Regions from separate parts of the Homo sapiens genome. Here region 2 is linked to region 1. A link is a loop called in an ENCODE intact Hi-C map of the cell type or tissue named here. Cell type or tissue: HCT116. All regions are shown on one strand. Links, peaks and the distances in the headings refer to the core of each region. The heading gives the core; the rest is flanking DNA.

Region 1 (9,927 bases), core at 1,928-9,927:
AGACACAGTGGCTCACACCTGTAATCCTCGCACTTTGGGAGGCCAAGGCAGGCGGATCACGAGGTCAGGACTTCAAGACCAGCCTGGCCAACATGGTGAAGCCCCATCTCTACAAAAAATACAAAAATTAGCCAGGCATGGTGGTGCGTGCCTGTAGTCCCAGCTACTCAGGAGGCTGAGGGAGGAGAATCGCTTGAACCTGGGAGGTGGAGGTTGCAGTGAGCCATCACGCCACTGCACTCCAGCCTGGGCGACACAACGAAATTCAGTCTCCAAAAAAAAAAGGTAAAACTATAAATCTTTTAGAAAAAAAAATAGCAATATCTTAGCCTGAAGGTAGCTAAAGGTTTCTTAGACCATAAAAAGCAATAAACTATAAAAGGAAAAATTTATGAGACTTCATGAAAATTAAGAATTTCAGCTCGTCAAAACAATTAAGAATATCTGGCAAAGTACCAGTATTCAAAATACATAAATAATGTCTACAACTGAATATAAACAATTTAGGGGAAAAAGAATTAAACAGACACTTTACAATGGAAGAGGGCAAAACTGTCAATAAGCACATGAAAAAGAACACTATCATTAGTTACCTGGAAATTGAAATTAAAACAAGATACTACTATCAATACAAATCAACTGGAATGGTTAAATCTAAAAAGACAGATAACATCAAAAGTTGGTAAGATGTACGGCAACCAGAACCTGTATGCTGTTGGTGGGATTACAAAATGACACAACCACTTTCGAAAAAGATCTGGTAGTTTCTTCTTTCTTTTTTTGAGATGGAGTCTCACTCTGTCACCGAGGCTAGAGTGCAGTGGCGCGATCTAGGCTCACTGCAACCTCTGCCTCCTGGGTTCAAGCAATTCTCTGCCTCAGCCTCCCGAGTGGCTGGTATTACAGGTGCCCGCCACCACACCCGGCTAATTTTTGTATTTTTAGTAGATGGGGTTTCAGCATCTTGGCCAGGCTGGTCTTGAACTCCTGACCTTGTGATCCACCCGCCTCGGCCTCCCAAAGTGCGTGAGCCACCATGCCTGGCAGGTAGTTTCTTATAAAAATATGTACCTATTCTACGTTGCGTAATTCCAGCTCCTAAGTATTTAACCAAAAAAACCCTGAAAACATAAGGCCACACATACACACACAGAGACACAAAAACTTGCACAAGAACCTTCTCAGCAACTTTATTCATAATATCCAAAACTGCAAGCAACTGAAGCACTGTATCAGTGGAGAATGGCCAATCATATACAGCATAGTCAATGGTGGAATAATACTTAAAAAACGAATATCTACACAAGAATAAATCTTGAGGCCAGGCGCGGTGGCTCATGCCTGTAATCCCAGCACTTTGGGAGGCCGAGGCGGGTGGATCACCTGAGGTCAGGAGTTCGACACCAGGCTGGGCAACATGGTGAAACCCCATCTCTACTAAAAATACAAAAATTAGCCAGGCATGGTGGTGCGTGCCTGTAATCCCAGCTACTTAGGAGGCTGAGGCAGGAGAATCACTTGAACCCAGGAGACGGAGGTTGCAGTGAGCCGAGATCCTGTCACTGCATTCCAGACTGGGTGACAGAACAAGACTGTCTCAAAAAAAAAAAAAGAATAAATCTTGAACCTTATGCTGAATAACCCCCCAAAAGATATGCTTAAGTCCTAACTCCCAGTAACTAAGAATGTGGTCTTAACTGGAAACAGGTTGTTACAGATATAATGGAGTTCATACAAAGAGTACAGAGCCTTTAATCCAATATAACTAGTGTCCTGGTAAAAAAAAAAGAGAGAGACACAGAGGAGACGGCCATGTAAAGACAGACACACCGGGAAACTCTACGTGCCAATGGAGGCAGAGACTGGAGTGACTCAGCTGCAAACCAGGAACACCATGGATTCCAGCCACACCAGAAGCTAAGGAGAAGGGCACGGAACAGATTCTCTCCCAGAGCCTTCAATGTACATGTCCCTGCTCCCTGCTAGCATCTTGGGTTTGGAGTTCTACTCTTCAGAACTGAGGGAGAATAAATTTCTGCTAAGTTCGTGGTACTTTGTTACAGTAGCCCTAGGAAATAAAAAGAATTCCATTTATATGAAGTTCCAGAACAGAAAAAACTCATCTATGGTGGATAAAAACTAAAACAGCCCGGACGCGGTGGCTCACGCTTGTAATCCCAGCACTTTTGGAGGCCAAGACAGGTGGATCACGAGGTCAAGAGATTGAGACCATCCTGACCAACACAGCAAAACCCCATCTCTACTAACAATACAAAAATTAGTTGGGTGTGGTGTCGCATGCCTGTAATCCCAGCTACTCAGGAGGCTGAGGCAGGAGAATGCCCACAACTCAAAAAAACAACCTGATTAAATGACAGGCAAAGTTGTGGCTTTTTCTGGGTTTTGGGAGAAAAACAGAAACAAAAAGAATGAATGAGCACAGGATTTGAATAGATATTTCATATTTTTCCGAAGATGATATACAAATGGCCAATAAATGCATGCAAAGATGCTCGCCATCCTTAGTCATTGGGGACATGCAAATAAAAACCACAATGGGATACCACCTCATACTCACCAGGATGGCTACTATCAAAACCCAGAAAATAGCAAGTGTTGGCGAGGGTGCAGAGAAACTGGACACCCACGCACTGTTGGTGGGAATGTAAAACGGTACAGTCACTGTGGAAAACAGTATGGCGGTTTCCAAAACCAATCACACATAGAATTACCATAGGATCTAGAAATTCCACTTCCAGGTATACACCCAAAAGAATAGAAAACAGGCCCCTGAACAGACATTTGTACACCCAAGTTCACACCAGCATTATTTCTAATAGCCGAGAAGTGGAAGCAAGCCAAGTGTCCACTGACAGAGGAACAGATTTCTTTTAATGTAGCATATACATACACTGGAACATTATTCAGCCTGGAAAAGAAGGGAATGCTGTCACATGCAGTATGGATGAACCTGGAAAACATTACGCTAGGTAAAACAGGCCAGACACAAAAGGACAAAACCTATGAAAATTCCACTTACAGGAGGTACCTAGAAGCAGTCGGGTTCACAGAAATGGAAAGGAGAACGGTGGTTGCCAGGGGATAGTAGGAGGGAGGAACGGTGAGCCTCAAGGGTGTGGAAATTCAGTTTGGGAGGATTAAAAAGTTCTGGAGATGGACGGTGGTGACGGATGCACAGCAGTGTGAACGGAGGCGATGCCACTGAACCATACAATTACAAACGGTTAAAATTTTCCTCCCTTCTTTCTAGTCAAAAACATTTTTAAGTGGTTAAAATGGTAATCTTGCTATATTTTACCACAATTTTTTTTTTTTGAAACGGAGTCTCGCTCTGTCTCCCAGGCTGGAGTGCGGTGGCGTGATCTCGGCTCACTGCAAGCTCCGCCTCCCGGGTTCACGCCATTCTCCGGCCTCAGCCTCCCGAGTAGCTGGGACTACAGGCGCGTGCCAACATGCCCGGCTAATTTTTTGTATTTTTAGTAGAGAGGGGGTTTCACCGTGTTAGCCAGGATGGTCTCGATCTCCTGACCTCGTGATCCGCCCGCCTCGGCCTCCCAAAGTGCTGGGATTACAGGCGTGAGCCGCCGCGCCCGGCCCCGCAATTTTTTGACACACAGAGTTAAGATACCAGTTCACATGTACTAGCATGGCACGGAAAATAACAAGTGTTGGTGAGGAAGTGAAGAAACTGGAAACTTCGTACTCTGCTAATGGAAATGTAAAATGGTACAGCCACTGTAGAAATCAATGTGGCAGTTCCTCAAAAAGCTAAACACAGAATTACCATAGGATCCAGCAATTCCACTCGTAGATATATAGACAAAAGAACTGAACACAGGTATTCAAACACATACTGGTACATAAATGTTCGTATCGCCAGTATTCAAATAACGAAAAGGTGAAAAAAACCAATGTCCAGCCAATGGATAAACAAAATGTAACAAGTATATCCGTAAAACAAATTATTATTCAGCCCGAAAAATGAAGTACTGATCCATGCCACACTGTACATGAACCTCAGAAACACGCTAAGTGAAATAAGCTAGACACACAAGATCCTATATTGCATGAGTCCCTTCTATGAAATACCTAGAATGGCCAGATTCATAGAGACAGAAAGTGGAATAGAAGGTGCCGAGGCTGGGGGGAAAGGTGAAATGGGGAGTCAGTGCCTCACGGTTAGAGTTTATCTGGGGTGATGAAAAGTTCTGGAAACAGTGGTGATGGTTACATTGTGAATGTAATTAATGCTATTGAATTGTACTTAAAAATGGTTAAAATGTCAGTTTGTTATATACATTTTGGACAATATTTTAAAAATAACGCAATATACCAAAAACCATTAAATTGCACACTTTTAAACATTTTACTGAATTTATGTTACCCAGACCGGCCTCAACTCCTGGGTTCAAGAGATCCTCCCACCTCCGCCTCCCAAAGCGCTGGGATTACAGCTGTGAGCCATCGCTCCCGGCCAACCGCACACTTTTAGTAGGTGAATTGTATGGTCTGCGAGCATTTGAATAAAGCTTTTTCTTTTAACTATTGTTTAAAAATGTTTAAAATGGCATTTTTTTACAATAAAATAAACGTATGTTTAAAAGGCAGGTACACATATAACTGTGACCAAAAAAAATTAGAAAAAAAAAAAAAAAAAAAAAAAAAAAGACCTGTCCACGAGAGAACGGAGACACCATATCCTAAGCCCAGACAGGAACCACCGCCCGGCTTATTGCTCACATTAGTGGAGGAAAGAGTCAAGGGTTCAGTTTGGGGCTCCTGAGTCTACCGGGTGCAGGGTTGAGTGATAAAAAAGCGACTTTAGCCTCGTCGCATGATTAGGAGAATCAAGAATTAAATGAATGGAGATGTATAGATAAGTAAATCAGAGGCCGGGCGCGGTGGCTCAAGCCTGTAATCCCAGCATTTTGGCAGGCCGAGGCGGGCGGATCCCTTGAGGTCAGGAGTTTGAGATCAGCCTGGCCAACATGGTGAAATCCCGTCTCTACTAAAAAACAGAAAAATTCCCCGGGCGTGATGGTGCACGCGTGTAACCCCAGCTACTCGGGAGGCTGAGGCAGGAGAATCGCTTGAAACCGGGAGGCGGAGGTTGCAGGGAGCCGAGATCGCGCCACTGCACTCCAGCCTGGAGGACGGAGCGAGATCCTGTCTCAAAAAAAAAAAAAAGAAGGCTCCAGACGGGCAATTCTTTAATTTTTAACACAACAAACACCCATCGAACACAGCGCGGGCATTTTGACAATGGACAAAATCTTGCCCTTGACTTTATAATCCATCGACATTTGGGGACCCATAAACCCCCTAACCTCTGAGAACTATTTAGACAAATACTAGTCGGGTTTTTTGGTTTGTTTTTACTTTTTAAATGGAAAAGTGATGATTCACCTTTTCAAAGACTTGCGGCTTTTGGCCAACAAACACGCCATGGTTTACTCACCCACTTCCTCTGATTCTTGGCCAGACGCTCTAAGCTTGCACTCCCTGGGATAGTGTTTTTGAATTATCGTCCACAGTTCCACGTTGACGAGAGAATTTCTTCGGGTATGGTACCGAGTCCACGACGATACCCGGCGGCGACAGAAGGGACAGCATAAACTCGCCTTTTCGACGGTCGACTGGAAGCACGGTTTACACAGCGTGTGGTTACACGGGAGGGTGACGGGCTCCACGAGGATTTCCATGCAGATCCCGCACTGGCACTCGGACAGCGAGGGGATGGCGTCTTTGGGTAGAGCCATTTCAATATGTTAGTAAAGCCGACTAAACAACGACACCTGCACGAAAAAGAATCCTATTTTCGGCCAACCACAGAGAGAGCAAAAGCAGTTTTGTGTTTCAGTATTATGCCCAGAAGCGTATCAGAATTCGGAGAACAGGAGCATCCAACACGTCTTGAAGCAAAAAGGCGCTCTCAGGGTCAGGCAAACAGGAATACCCCGGAGGGCGGCGTCTTTGTCCATTTTCAAGGCAAACGTCCCGCCAGCAAATAAATGCAGGTTTTCGTCGGAGGAGCCTGGCTGCTCCGCGGCATGAACACCGCGGCTGCGGCTCCCGGGGCAGCGAGGGGAACGCGCCAAGTCCTCTCCTCCCCTCACCCGGAAAGGATGCTCCGCTCAGCTCGGGGCAGCCGGGCCCCGGGACGCGGCTCCGGGAGGAAGCCCGGGCTCCGGCTGCAGCATAACTTCCGCTTTACCGCTGCTGCGGGGGAGACGCGCGACTCCCGTGTTCACCTTTCGGGCGCCTGGCGCAGTTTCCCAGAGCTCCGCGCCCCCGTCCCTCCTACGCAGCCAGAAACCCTATTCGTTGCGGCAGCGCAGCAGCCACCGGACAAGCGCTAGCAACGTCACAACCGCCCGCCAAAATCGCACTTCCCACCCAGAAAACTGCCCAAGGGCGAACGTTCCCGGGGCGGGACTTCCGGGGTCTGCGCGCCGCCCGCCCTCCCTCCCAGCCGGAGACGGTCCCGCCCTGGCGTCGCAGCCCCGCCTAGTGCAGCCTGGGTGGAGCCTGACCTTTCCCTGAGATTTCTGCGAGGCCTCAGACACCCCTGGTTTCTTGGTTTCTGGGTAGAAAAAGGGAAACCTCAAAACAAAATCAACAGCCAAACAAGGCCGGGTGCGGTGGCTCACGCCTGTAATCCCAGCACTTCGGGAGGCCGAGGCGGGCGGATCACCTGAGGTCAGGAGTTCAAGACCAGCCTGGCCAACATGGTGAAACCCCCGTCCTTACTAAAAATACAAAAATTAGCTGGGCATTGTGACAAGCTCCTGCAATTCCAGCTACTCAGGAGGCTGAGACAGGAGAATCGCTAAACCTGGGAGGCAGAGGCTGCAGTGAGCCGAGATTGTGCCACTGCACTCCAGCCTGGGGGACAGAGCAAAATTCCACCTCAAAAAATACAAATAAATAAATAGATAAAAGAATTGGGGTCTCACTGTTTTATCCAGGCTGGACTACAACTCCAGGGTTCCAGGGATTCTTTCGCCTCAGCCTCTGGAGTAGCTGGGTCTAGAGCTTGCAACTCCATAGCCAGCTCCGGACCTGCATTTTTTGAGGGAATCAATCAGTGTGAAGGAAGAGAAAAGAAAATCACTGTGCGTGAAAGCAGCCTTTAAGTTGTTTTGAGGCTGCTGAGAGCATTCAGGCTGGGTAGGGGATGGTTTCCAGGTTGAGAACAACGAGGAGACATCGGTCGTTGGTAGAAGTCTTTGGGAACTTTCATTTCAATGTGGGTTCAGAAACCTGTTATTGTCTGTGATAGCTCACACCTGTAGTCCCAGCACTTTGGAAGGCCAAGGCGGGAAGATCAGTGGAGCCCAGGAGTTCAGGTCCAGCCTGGGCAACATAGTGAGACCCTGTCTCTACAAAAAATAAAAAAATTAACTCGGTGTGCTGGCTCACACTTATACTCTCAGCTACTCTGGTGGCTGAGGTGGGAGGATCACTTGAGCCCAGGAGGTCAAGGCTGCAGTGAACAGTGATCGTACCACTGCACCCCAGCCTGGGTGACAGGGCAAGACCCTGTCTCAAAAAAAAGAAAAAAAAAAGAAACCTGGGACTGTCATCTGGTTGTCTACAGTAACAGTACCTTAGCTTGGAATTTCAGGCTTGTTTTTTGTTCGTTTGTTTGTTTTTTTGAGATGGCTCCTCATTCTGTTGCCCAGGTTGGAGTGCAGTGGTTTGATCTCAGCTTACTGCAACCTCCACCTCCTGGGTTCAAGCGATTCTCATGCCTCAGCCTCCCGAGTAGCTGCAATTACAGGCGCGTGCCTTGTAATACCACGTGCATTGTAATACCACGCCTGGCAAATTTTTGTATTCTTAGTAGAGATGGGGTTTCACCATGTTGGCCATGCTGGTCTCGAACTCCTGACCTCAGGTGATCCACCGGCCTTGGCCTTCCAAAGTGCTGGGATTACAGGCGTGAGCCACTGCACCTGGCCTTCAGGCTTCCTAATATGTCCACAACCTGCTTTTCCCATCGAATCTCCCATTATTCTTTTAAACATGCAACTATGATTTATTCTCTGTCATCCAAACGTTTTGCTTTCATGACATTGCTTTCTCGGTTCATCCTAAATGGGTTGCTTTGTGGCTGTGCCTACTTCAAACACCAATTTAATGCAGTTGGGCCAGGCACGGTGGCTCATGCCTGTAATCCCAGCACTTTGGGAGGCCAAGGAGGGCGGATCACAAGGTCAGGAGTTCGAGACCAGCCTGACCAACATGTTGAAACTCAGTCTCTACTAAAAATACAAAAATTAGCTGGGCATGGTGGCAGGTGCCTGTAATCCCAGCTAGTCGGGAGGCTGAGGCAGAAGAATTGCTTGAACCCGGGAGGCAGAGGTTGCAGTGAGGCCAGATTGCACCACTGCACTCCAGCCTGGGTTGACAGAGCAAGACTCCGTCTCGAAAAAAAAAAAAATTAATTCACTTCTTCCAGAGTGCACTTTTATGTGCAATTTAATGCACTCCCCACCACCAGTAATGCCCCTTTTCTAAACTCACCCAGTCATATATTGCCCAGTGATACTGATTTTTATTGCAGTTTTACTATTGAACTCCTGTATTTTGATTTCTATCTTCAGGTGCTTATGTCTTGTGTAATGGATATATTTCATGTACTTCCTCAGATTTCCTTCACTTTGTTTGCTTTCTGTACCCATAATCACTTGCTCTTTTTGGGGCTCACCAGTTGCATTTCCGGAATCTCTGGCTTCTCCTGCCACTTCTGAACAATGCAGGAGCTGACTTCTCAGAGGCTGCTAGGGCCTCGGTAATGCATGCTGGGAGGGTGGGGGGGTCACTCCCCATGGAGTAACTTTCACCAATTGAAACCAGTGGACTGACCGAGCACAATACTTAAATTCCCTTTTCTTCTTCCTTCCAAGGATGGTTTCTCCAGTGTGTCTGGAGACAGGCAAGACTGAGGGAGTGTGCCTGCTGAAAAAGCTGCTGTGTCTCTTGTGGCTCATTTTCAAGGAGGGGACAGCAAGGTAACACATCACCATGTATTACTTCACATCCTTCTCTACCTAACTTCCTTCCAGCTTTCTTCACTCTGGCTGTCCTGAATTTGTACCTCCCAAATAAAGCATCGGCACTTAATCTTTACCTCGAGGGCAGGATCCACATTTTTAATGTTTCTGTTATCCACAGTACCTAGTACATGGCATTTGGTATTCGATAAATATTATAAATAAATGGTCAAGATGTAAGAATCTCCTTTCTGGTATAAATAACTATGGTACTTCATTAGAGAACAAATACACATTAAGATACAATTTATAGGATCTCATGATGTATATTTTAGGTGTTTTTGTTTTAATTTATGAAAATAGAGATGAGGTCTCACTATTGTTACAGCTCTTACTCCCGAATTTGATGAGTTCTGAGTTGTTGTCCCATGACTGAGAAGAATGAGGTACACGGACACTGGAGAGTGAGTAAGGCAAAGTAGAATTTATTGAGTGACAGAACGGCTCTTGGCAGTGAGAGGGGACCCGAAGGTGGGTTGCTGGCCACGAGCCTGAGTCTATGGGTTTTTGTGGGCTAGAAATGGGCAAGTGCATGCTGATTGGTCTGTGGCTATGCTTGACAAAGCACCATTCAGAAATAGGCACGATAGTGTAGAGGACCAATCGCGGAAGGGTAGGTATGTATAAAATAGGTGAAGGGTAAGGACCAATCAGGAGAGAGGGTGCCAGACGAGAATGGGAGCTCTCAGTCTGGCTCATGGATTTATCCAGAACTCATAGCTTGGTTTTCAGGCTTTAGACTGTCCTTGGCTTGAAGGTTGAGTTTCACCAGGGACCCCTCCCTGTCTGCCTAGGAATTTACCTGCCTCCTATTGCTATCACTGTGTTGCCCAGGCTGGTCTGAAAC
Region 2 (10,160 bases), core at 652-8,651, 250 kb before region 1:
CGACTCTCCTGCCTCCGCCTCCTGAGTAGCTGGAACTACAGGCGCCCACCACCAAGCCCAGCTAATTTTTTGTATTATTTTTTAGTAGAGATGGGGTTTCACAGTGTTAGACAGGATGGTCTCGATCTCCTGACCTCGTGATCCACCCGCCTAAGCCTCCCAAAGTGCTGGGATTACAGGTGTGAGCAACCGCGCCCGGCCCAACTGCATACTCCTTTCTTTAGGTGTTCTCTGGGTATTCACCCTGATTTTAGGGGTAGGTTGGGTTATGAAAAATGACTATAAAGACCTTTTCATTTTTTTTTTGAGACAGGGTCTCACTCTGTCATCCAGCCTGGAGTGCACTGATGTGGTCACAGCTCACGGCAGCCTTGACCTCCTGGGCTCAAGTGATCCTCCCATCTCAGCCTCCCAAGTAGATGGGACCACAGATGGACACCACCATGCCCAGCTAATTTTTTTTTTTTTTTTTTGTAGAGACCATGTTGCCCAGGCTGGTCTCGAACTCCTGGACTCAAGCAATCCCACCTTGGCCTCCCAAAATGCTGGGATTCCAGGTGTGAGCCACCATGCTCAGCCTATAAAGAGATTTTTGACATCATCATCTGCACTAACTGCCTCTGTTAGCCTGGTTGTACCAAACTTTTCAGGCACAACAAATAACAGAGAACTGTCAACTTAGAAGCCAGGAAATGATTTCCCGGGGAACAAGACTAATTCCAAAGTGAAATAAACATTAAAAACAGAATCAGCATAATGGTCCATCATGCTTTAAATAATAAATCTAAGGAGTCCATGTAACTTATTCCCTTTCTGTGAATAAAGGAAGAGCTATTTTACTGCAGCAGAAACTGACAGGAGCATTTACATCATTTGGGAAAGATAGGTCAAAGTGTCATCAGATACACTATGCTGAGGTTGAGGATCAGATACACCATGCCGAGGCTGAGGACCAGATACACTATGCTGAGGCTGAGGACCAGATACACTATGCTGAGGCTGAGGACCAGATACACTATGCTGAGGCTGAGGACCAGATACACTATGCTGAGGCTGAGGACCAGATACACTATACTGAGGCTGAGGACCAGATACACCATGCTGAGGTTGAGTACCACATACACTATGCTGAGGATCAGGTACACCATGCCGAGGCTGAGGACCAGATACACCATGCCGAGGCTGAGGACCAGATACACCATGCCGAGGCTGAGGACCAGATACACCATGCCGAGGCTGAGGACCAGGTACACCATGCCGAGGCTGAGGACCAGGTACACCATGCCGAGGCTGAGGACCAGGTACACCATGCCGAGGCTGAGGACCAGGTACACCATGCCGAGGCAGAGGACCAGGTACACCATGCCGAGGCTGAGGACCAGGTACACCATGCCGAGGCTGAGGACCAGATACACCATGCCGAGGCGAGGACCAGATACACTATGCTGAGGCTGAGGATCAGATACACTATGCTGAGGATCAGATACACTATGCTGAGGCTGAGGATCAGATACACTATGCTGAGGCTGAGGACCAGATACACTATGCTGAGGCTGAGGATCAGATACACTATGCTGAGGATCAGATACACTATGCTGAGGCTGAGGATCAGATACACTATGCTGAGGCTGAGGACCAGATACACTATGCTGAGGACCAGATACACTATGCTGAGGCTGAGGATCAGATACACTATGCTGAGGTTGAGGACCAGATACACTATGCTGAGGCTGAGGATCAGATACACTATGCTGAGGACCAGATACACTATGCTGAGGCTGAGGATCAGATACACTATGTTGAGGTTGAGGATCAGATACACCATGCTGAGGTTGAGGATCAGATACACTATGCTGAGGCTGAGGATCAGATACACTATGCTGAGGCTGAGGATCAGATATATTATGCCGAGGTTGAGGACCAGATACACTATGCTGAGGATCAGATACACTATGCTGAGGTTGAGGACCAGATACACTATGCTGAGGATCAGATACACCATGCTGAGGTTGAGGATCAGATACACTATGCTGAGGCTGAGGACCAGATACACCATGCTGAGGCTGAGGACCAGATACACTATGCTGAGGATCAGATACACTATGCTGAGGTTGAGGACCAGATACCCTATGCTGAGGCTGAGGACCAGATACACCATGCTGAGGCTGAGGACCAGATACACCATGCTGAGGCTGAGGACCAGATACACCATGCTGAGGCTGAGGACCAGATACACCATGCTGAGGCTGAGGATCAGATACACCATGCTGAGGCTGAGGACCAGATACACCATGCTGAGGCTGAGGATCACATACACCATGCTGAGGCTGAGGACCAGATACACCATGCTGAGGCTGAGGACCAGATACACCATGCTGAGGCTGAGGACCAGATACACCATGCTGAGGTTGAGGACCAGATACACCATGCTGAGGTTGAGGATCAGATACACTATGCTGAGGCTGAGGACCAGATACACTATGCTGAGGCTGAGGATCAGATACACCATGCTGAGGTTGAGGATCAGATACATCTCCTTCCTGTCTTCAGGGCAATGAATGAAGGAGAAGGAAAGTAGTTCTCAGGAGGTTTATGAATTTTTGTTTTCAAAAAGCTTTACTCATAAATAAGTAGATTTTAAACCAAGAAATCATACACTGCTGAAAGGAGTATCAGCAACTTTCAAGAAGGGCAATTAGGTCGTATCTATCAAAAGACAAACGACAAATGCTTATAGCTGTGGCCCAGCTTTTCTAATTCTGGGAATTATCTCACAGTAAATATAGATGTTATTCATTGCAGTACTGTTTATAATAGCAACAGTCAGGAAACGACCTACATTTCAACGGAAGATTGAATATAGCATAATACACCCACTAAAAGGTGGGAGGATATATAAACAATTTACTTAGATATTCACAGAAATGGGTAATATTGGTGGCCTGTTATAGGGATACCAGGTGGCTGTGAGACAGGTCTTGAGAGGGAGACATTTTACTTTATGCCCTTTTTGTATTTTATGGATATTAAACTGTGGGAATGTATTGATTTCACTTGATTTGATTTTTTGAGACAGGGTCTGGCTCTGTCACCCTGGCTGGAGTGCAGTGGCATGGTCTCAGATCACTGAAACCTCCACCTCCCAGGCTCAAATGATCCTCCCGCCTCAGCCTCCCGAGAAGCTGGGACTACAGCGCACACCACCACGCCCCGCTGACTACAGCGCACCCCGCCACGCCCCGCAGACTACAGCGCACCCCGCCACGCCCCACTGGCTACAGTGCACACCGCCACGCCCCACTGGCTACAGCGCACACCACTACGCTCAGCTGATTTTTGTATTTTTTGTACAGATGGGGTTTCACATGTTGCCCAAGCTAGTTGTATTTTTATTTATTTATTTATTTGAGATGGAGTCTTGCTCTGTTGCCCAGGCTGGAGTGTGGTGACATGATCTAGGCTCACTGCAACCTCTGCCTCCTGGGTTCAAGTGACTATCCTGCCTCAGCCTCCCAAGTCACTGGGATTACAGGCGAAAGCCACCAAGCCGGGATAATTTTTGTATTTTTATATTCGTATCCCATGTTGGCCAGGCTGGTCTCAATTTCCTGACCTCAAGTGATCTGCCCGCCTTGGCCTCCCGAAGTTCTGGGATTACGGGCGTGAGCCACCATGCCCAGCCCAGGCTGGTTGTATTGATTTTATAATACAGGAAATAAAAATTTTAAATTAAATATACCAATCCAATGAAAAACTAAGAATTAATTAATGGATTTAAGAGTCAGAAAGGTCATAGCTCAAGCTTTGACCAAGCTTTCCAACCAGCTTTCTTCCTCTGTAACCTTAACTTCCTTATGCCTCAGTTTTCTCATCTATGAGAGAAAGCAGGCTGGGTACAGTAGCTCACACCTGTAATTCCAGCACCTTGGGAGACCAAGGTAGGAGGACTGCTTGAGCCCAGGAGTCTGAGACCAGCCTGGGCAACACAGTGAAACCCTATCTCTATTAAAATTATTTTTTACTGCCAGCATGTGTCAACTAAAAAAAAAGAAGAAAAAAATATTTTTAAAAAGATAATTTTTAATAAGACAAAGCAAAATAAAACAAAATTTGAGCATATAATCCCCCTTCTATGTCCCAGAAATCACTGCATTGGCTCTATGCCTATTAAAAAATAATACATTAAAAAGATTTTTGGGCCGGGCACAGTGGCTCACGCCTGTAATCCCAGCACTTTGGGAGGCCAAGGCAGGTGGATCACCTGAGGTCAGCAGTTGAGGCCAGCCTGGCCAACATGGTGAAACCCTGTGTCTACTAAAAATACAAAAATTAGCTGGGTATGGTGGTGGGCGCCTGTAATCCCAGCTACTCGGGAGGCTGAGGCAGGAGAATCTCTTGAACCCAGGAGGCAGAGGTTGCAGTGAGCTGAGATCGCGCCACTGCACTCCAGCCTGCGAGACAGAGCAAGACTCTGTCTCAAAAAAAAAAAAAATTGAAGTATCCCAGAAGTCACGTCCATGAAGTAACTAACATAGTTCCATTTTCCCTAAACAAGTCCAGAGGGGCTATGATCTCACACTATTCGATCCTGAAACACAAGGGATAGAATATACAAATGAAGACTACTTTGTTGTTTCTTTGCTACTAGACAGCATACAGCAGGGAAATTTTGCTCAAGAAACACATTGCCTGGATGGTGGCAATAGCACAGAATGCTGTTGATCAAGTGGCTGCTTGCAGCACAGCTAATCATCCTATGTTAGGCCAAGTAGATCACTGAACCTTTTCTCAGACCAATCCCAGATGCGCCTCTTGCTCTCTCCAGTGCTTCCCCAGCCTACCAACATCTCAACTGGCCACCATTCCATCCCAAGTCTTTGGCAAACCCAGGCTGATATATTAACCAAACGGCCAGAAGGGGTCACTGTTGAACTAGTCTGGGAAGAAAGCTAGCGTTAGCCATTCTTTTACCAAGTGGCTATTGGCCAGGATAAACACACCCCTGATTTAATGTATGTTATAGTATATATAATCATATTTATATAAATTATATACTTTTAATATAATTTTTCCTGTTTCTATTATATAATGTACTATATAATACATATTTAATATCATTTATATATTATGCATATATTACATATGTATATATGTTATATAGATAGATAGATAGATTTTTTTTTTTTGAGACGGAGTCTCACTCTGTCGCCCAGGCTAGAGTGCAGTGACGTGACCTAGGCTCACTGCAACCTCTGCCTCCCAGGCTCAAGTGATTCTCCTGTCTCAGCCTCCTGAATAGCTGGGATTACAGGTGTGTGCCACCACGCCTGGCTAATTTTTTATATTTTTAGTAGAGACGGGGTTTCACCATGTTAGCCAGGATGGTCTCGATCTCCTGACCTTATGATCCACCCACCTCAGCTTTCCAAAGTGCTGGGATTACAGGTGTGAGTCACTGTACCTGGCCTATATATATATTTTTTTAATTTTTATTTATGTATTTATTTATTTTTTAAGATAGGGTCTCTGTCACCCAGGCTGAAGTGCAGTGGTGCAATCATGACTTGCCGTGGTCTAGACCTCCTGGGCTCAAACAATCCTCTCACCTCAGCCTCCTGAGTGGCTGGGACTATAGATGCACACCACCACACCTGGCTAATTATTAAAATTTTTGTAGAGATGGGATCTCACTGTATTGCCCAGGCTGGCCTTGAATTCCTAGCCTCAAGCAATCCTTCTGCCTTGGCCTCCCAAAGTGCTGGGATTATAGGCATGAGCCACCACACTCAACCTCTGTATATTATTAACAGCAACTCCCTTTCATGCTCAAAACCGTCCTGATTTGGATGATAAATTATATGGTTTATGTGGGTTATGAATTATACGCTGCACCACTGGTGACTAAGTAACCATATGTCCTCCTTTAGGCAGAAGAAACCTGGGTTTCAGTTAATGATCTCTTTTGATAGATTTACTCTCCCAAATACCTACCACCGAAACATTCTGTTCCTAACATTTCCATTGCCCTTCACACTCTCCCTTTTCCTTCCTTTCTCTGAGTTAAACATATTGCTGATTTTTTTCATCTCCCAAAAGATTCCTAGAGCTGACCTTCTTGTCTCTCAAATCATATTTGTTTTTCTCTAAGTAGAGAATCTTCTCCTAGATTATACAACCTCCCTCGTAAAAACCTGGGGAGCAGGAGGGAGGTGTTGAAACTTCACTAGAGCAGGTGCATTCTTTATTGCTTTATTCCTTGTCCTGCACTGGCATGAATGCAGTTACCTACTTGGTGATTTAACATAAAACAGTCAGACAAAATGAGATCTAAGAGAAAAACCAGAGTTCAAATTAAGCTGGCAAATTTATAGGCTAATTTGTGGCTGTTTGTTCCACCAAAAATACAATTATTTTGCTGAAGGCCTTCTATTCTAATGCTTACAATGAGTAGCACCATTCCCGGGTGAGGTTTGAGCTGCAATTCTATTCCACTAATCATCCGTTTTACTGTAGGGGAAGCCTTCGCTTCTTGGTTACTATGGACCTTAATTGCTTTATGTACTTAATGAAGAAACTATAAAGTAGATAATCTTGAAAATGACTTATTTGTAAAATCCTATAATTCTAAAATTAAAAACAATTATACCAGTCAGGACTTGTTAATTATAAGCTTTAAAACTTGGAAACAGGCCCGGCACGGTGGCTCACTCCTGTAATCCCAGCTACTTGGGAGGCTGAGATTTGAGAACTGCTTGAACCCAGAAGGGAAATGTTGCAGTGAGCTGAGATCACACCACCGCACTCCAGCCTGGTTGACAAGCGAGACTCTGTCTCAAAAACAAAACAAAACAAAAGATCAACTTGGAAACAGTACACATATTTTCAAATTTTATGTACCACAAATGATATATAGACAAATTAGCAACAAACTGGATAATGCAACCCATCAGATCAAATCTAAATGAATAGCTGATTGTAAATGTGTGTCATTAGAGAGTATGTAAAAAGTTCTTGCTTTCAATAGCCTCTACTATCACATCTGAATGTGAACCCTGAACTATCTTCTGGCGTTTTGAAGTTAGACCTGGCTACCATTACACAATCCATAGTCTCTGGTTTTCTTTGTCATTTTACCCTGCCTCCAGGAGCCTACCTATTACCCAAATAAGGGAAGCCAAACTCAAAAATCTTATCATGAATCAGAAGGTTGTGATCAATATGAACTATATCTACACATTTTTTCAAAAGGAAAGGATTCTCTGGAATTAGCCTCTTTTTTGTTGAGGACCCCAAACCCACAATACATATACCCAAGATAAGGCCAAAGGATAGGTGTTAAAATTCCCGGCATTGGCCGGCGCGGTGGCTCACGCCTGCAATCCCAGCACTTTGGGAGGCTGAGGTGGGTGGATCACGAGGTCAGGAGTTCGAGGCCAGCCTGGCCAACATGGTGAAACCCCGTCTCTACTAAAAATACAAAAATTAGCCAGGCGTGGTGGTGCACACCTGTAATCCCAGCTACTCGGGAGGCTGGGGCAGAAGAATTGCTTGAACCCGGGAGGAGGAGGTTGCACTGAGCCAAGATTGTGCCACTGCATGCCAGCCTGGGCAACAGAGTGAGACTCTGCCTCAAAAGAAAAAAAAATTTCCCAGTATGACACTGTACATCACTTCTATTTGTTTTTTGTTTGTTTGTTTTGAGACAGGGTCTCGCTCTGTCACCCAGGCTGGAGTACAGTGGCATGATCTCAGCTCACTGCAATCTCTGCCTCCCAGGTTCACATAATTCTCGTGCCTTAGCCTCCCGAGTAGCTGGGACTACAGGTGCCCACCACCACGCCCAGCTAACTTTTGTATTTTTAGTAGAGAAGGGGTTTCACCATGTTAACCAGGCTGGTCTCGAACTCCTGACATCAAGTGATGATCTGCCCGCCTTGGTGTCCAAAGTGCTGGGATTACAGGTGTGAGCCACCACTCCTGGCCCACTTCTATTTGTATTTCACTGTTCTTCAGTTACTACAGAGAGCAAACATACCAACACAATTAAGAAGTAACCACAAATATACTGTATATGCTGCAAATGCACAGATTTGTGGCTATAAATCCCTCTTATTCCCTGGTGTCTGTCTGAGTCTTAGTTCAGTCCTATATTTACAGGGTAGAGAGAACACTTAGTAATCAGAAGAAGTGAAAAAGGATTGGAAAAAAAGGGAGAATTGGGGAATTTACAGAGAAGAAAGAATATTTGCCTATAGGACTTTGTATTCATAACAAATGCTCTTGGAAGTTTCTTTTTATAATGATCTCTAAAACCAATTGCCCCACATAAGAAAAGCATCTCGAATATATATTAGTAATTTATGTGTCAAAAACTGCTAATTAATTATGTAAATTAAGCATGCAAATAAAGAGCAAGGGCTTTGAAAATAAAGTATTTTTTAAAACCTGGAAAATTATAATATCAGTAAAAATAAAATTAAGTGACGAGCATCTCCCAACTTGGGATATTTTTGTCCTCTATCAATCGGCAGCATCATAGCCAGCTGACAGAACGTAGAGAGGTGGTGGGGAATTCTGAAGGCTATGAAGAATGTGACACCCTGACACATGATTTGGACTTTATAGAAATAGATAAGATCATAACTCAGCTCAAGCTAATATAATATCATATTGTTTCTGTTTTACTGTATCTCACAGCTACAACAGCAGCCCAGGAAACAGGTGCATAATAATAAGAAAAAAAATGAAAGTTTATGGAGTGGAGTTACCCTTCTAAATAGAACATCAAGACAGGTGAGAAGAACCCCTTCGCTGCTGGCCTTTGCAAGTAAACAGAGGGCAGTATATAGAGAGCAGGTGTGTATTTGATAAAGACAATGGAATGCTAAAAACAATAGTCAAACAACAAATTAAGAAGGTATTTACTTACAAGGAGTTCCTCTGCTGGCTTCTTCCATAGTTACCCTGACATAGGGCTTACTAAAGTCAACTTCAATTTCATCAGAAAAAGGAGCTGGTTGCCGTAAGCCCTTAAGAAATGGAAAGTGAAGGAAAAGAAAGTTCAACTCAATGGCATACACTGTAATACTAAAAAAAAAAAAGATGAGAGAAAGGAGATTGATCTCTCTATTATAGATGGCTTCGTTTAAGAGATTTCGTTATTCCCGCCTGTAATCCCAGCACTTTGGGAGGCCGAGGTGGGTGGATCATGAGGTCAGGAGATTGAGACAATCCTGGCTAACATGGTGAAACCAGGTCTCTACTAAAGATACAGAAAATTAGCCTGGTGTGGTGGCAGGCACCTGTAATCCCAGCTACTCAGGAGGCTGAGGCAGGAGAATCGCTTGAACCCGGGAGGCAGAGGTTGCAGTGAGCCAAGATCAGACCATTGCACTCCAGCCTAGCCCACAGGGCAAGACTCCACCTCAAAAAAAAAAAAAAAAGAGTTTTTGTTATTCCTATGTATTTTATTCTACTTGATGCTGTTGTGAATGGAATTGTTTTCTGAATTTTATTTTTGGATTGTTCCTTGATATTATGTAACAGTGCAATTGATTTGTATTTGTGTTTGTGTAACTGAAATTTTCTGTATATTGATCTTATGTCCTATAACTTTGCTAAAGTTAATTATCAGTTCTAGTATCCGTTGTTGTTTCATGGATTCCTTAGCATTTTCTACATATAATATCATGTCATCTGTGAATATAGTTTTGCTTATTCTTTTCCAATCTGGATTTTTTTTTTTTTTTGAGAGGGTCCAGCTCTGTTGCCCAGGCTGGAGTGCACTGGCGCCATTTCAGCTCACTGCAACCTCCAACTCCCCGACTCAAGTGATCCTCCCACCTCAGCCTCCCGAGTAGCTGGGACTACAGGCATACACTACCCGACACCCAGCTGATTTTTTATTCTTGTAGAGACAAGGTCTCACTACGTGCCTAGGCTGGTCTCAAACTCCTGGCCTCAAGCAATCATTCCACCTTGGCCTCCCAAAGTGCTGGGATTACAGGCGTGAGCCACCGTGCCCAGCCTCTGGCCTGGGATTTTTAACTATAGTTTGTTTCTTGTGATGTTTATGTCTGGCTTTGATATCTGGCCTCACAAAATAAGTTGTGAAGTGTTCTCTTTACCTTATTTTTGTGTAAGATTCGTATTATTTATTC

The links. Peaks named below come from ENCODE experiments on the same cell type or tissue, not always from the same donor. Only the 100,000 strongest peaks of a DNase experiment are listed, where the experiment ranks them.
Region 2: it touches region 1 in a loop (6-fold over the local background); 58 of 110 quality-filtered maps call a loop at or near these places.

The regions. Positions count from the first base shown.
Region 1 is chr3:196,497,394-196,507,320 of GRCh38, forward strand. It overlaps RNF168 (ring finger protein 168), which reads right to left and starts at 6,375. Exons shown (of 6, transcript NM_152617.4): 1 at 5,480-6,375. The coding sequence starts at 5,780. It overlaps SMCO1 (single-pass membrane protein with coiled-coil domains 1), which reads right to left. Exons shown (of 3, transcript NM_001077657.3): 3 at 9,486-9,927. LOC105374306 (a long non-coding RNA gene) reads right to left here and starts at 4,659. Exons shown (of 2, transcript XR_924896.3): 1 at 3,041-4,659. It overlaps LOC105374307 (a long non-coding RNA gene), which reads left to right and starts at 7,959. Exons shown (of 3, transcript XR_924897.3): 1 at 7,959-8,818; 2 at 8,934-9,038; 3 at 9,409-9,499. RefSeq lists enhancers at 4,485-5,169, 5,170-5,853, 5,505-5,574, 5,615-5,704 and a silencer at 6,325-6,624. In HCT116, for the core only: a CTCF peak has its summit at 5,704; DNase peaks (open chromatin) are centred at 5,498 and 6,418; H3K4me3 peaks cover 3,052 bases; H3K27ac peaks cover 2,632 bases.
Region 2 is chr3:196,248,859-196,259,018 of GRCh38, forward strand. PCYT1A (phosphate cytidylyltransferase 1A, choline) reads right to left here. Exons shown (of 9, transcript NM_001312673.2): 3 at 8,930-9,029. Among named protein-coding and RNA genes, the nearest start is that of PCYT1A, 34 kb to the right of the region's middle. In HCT116, for the core only: a CTCF peak has its summit at 4,908 (motif pointing right); a DNase peak (open chromatin) is centred at 4,923.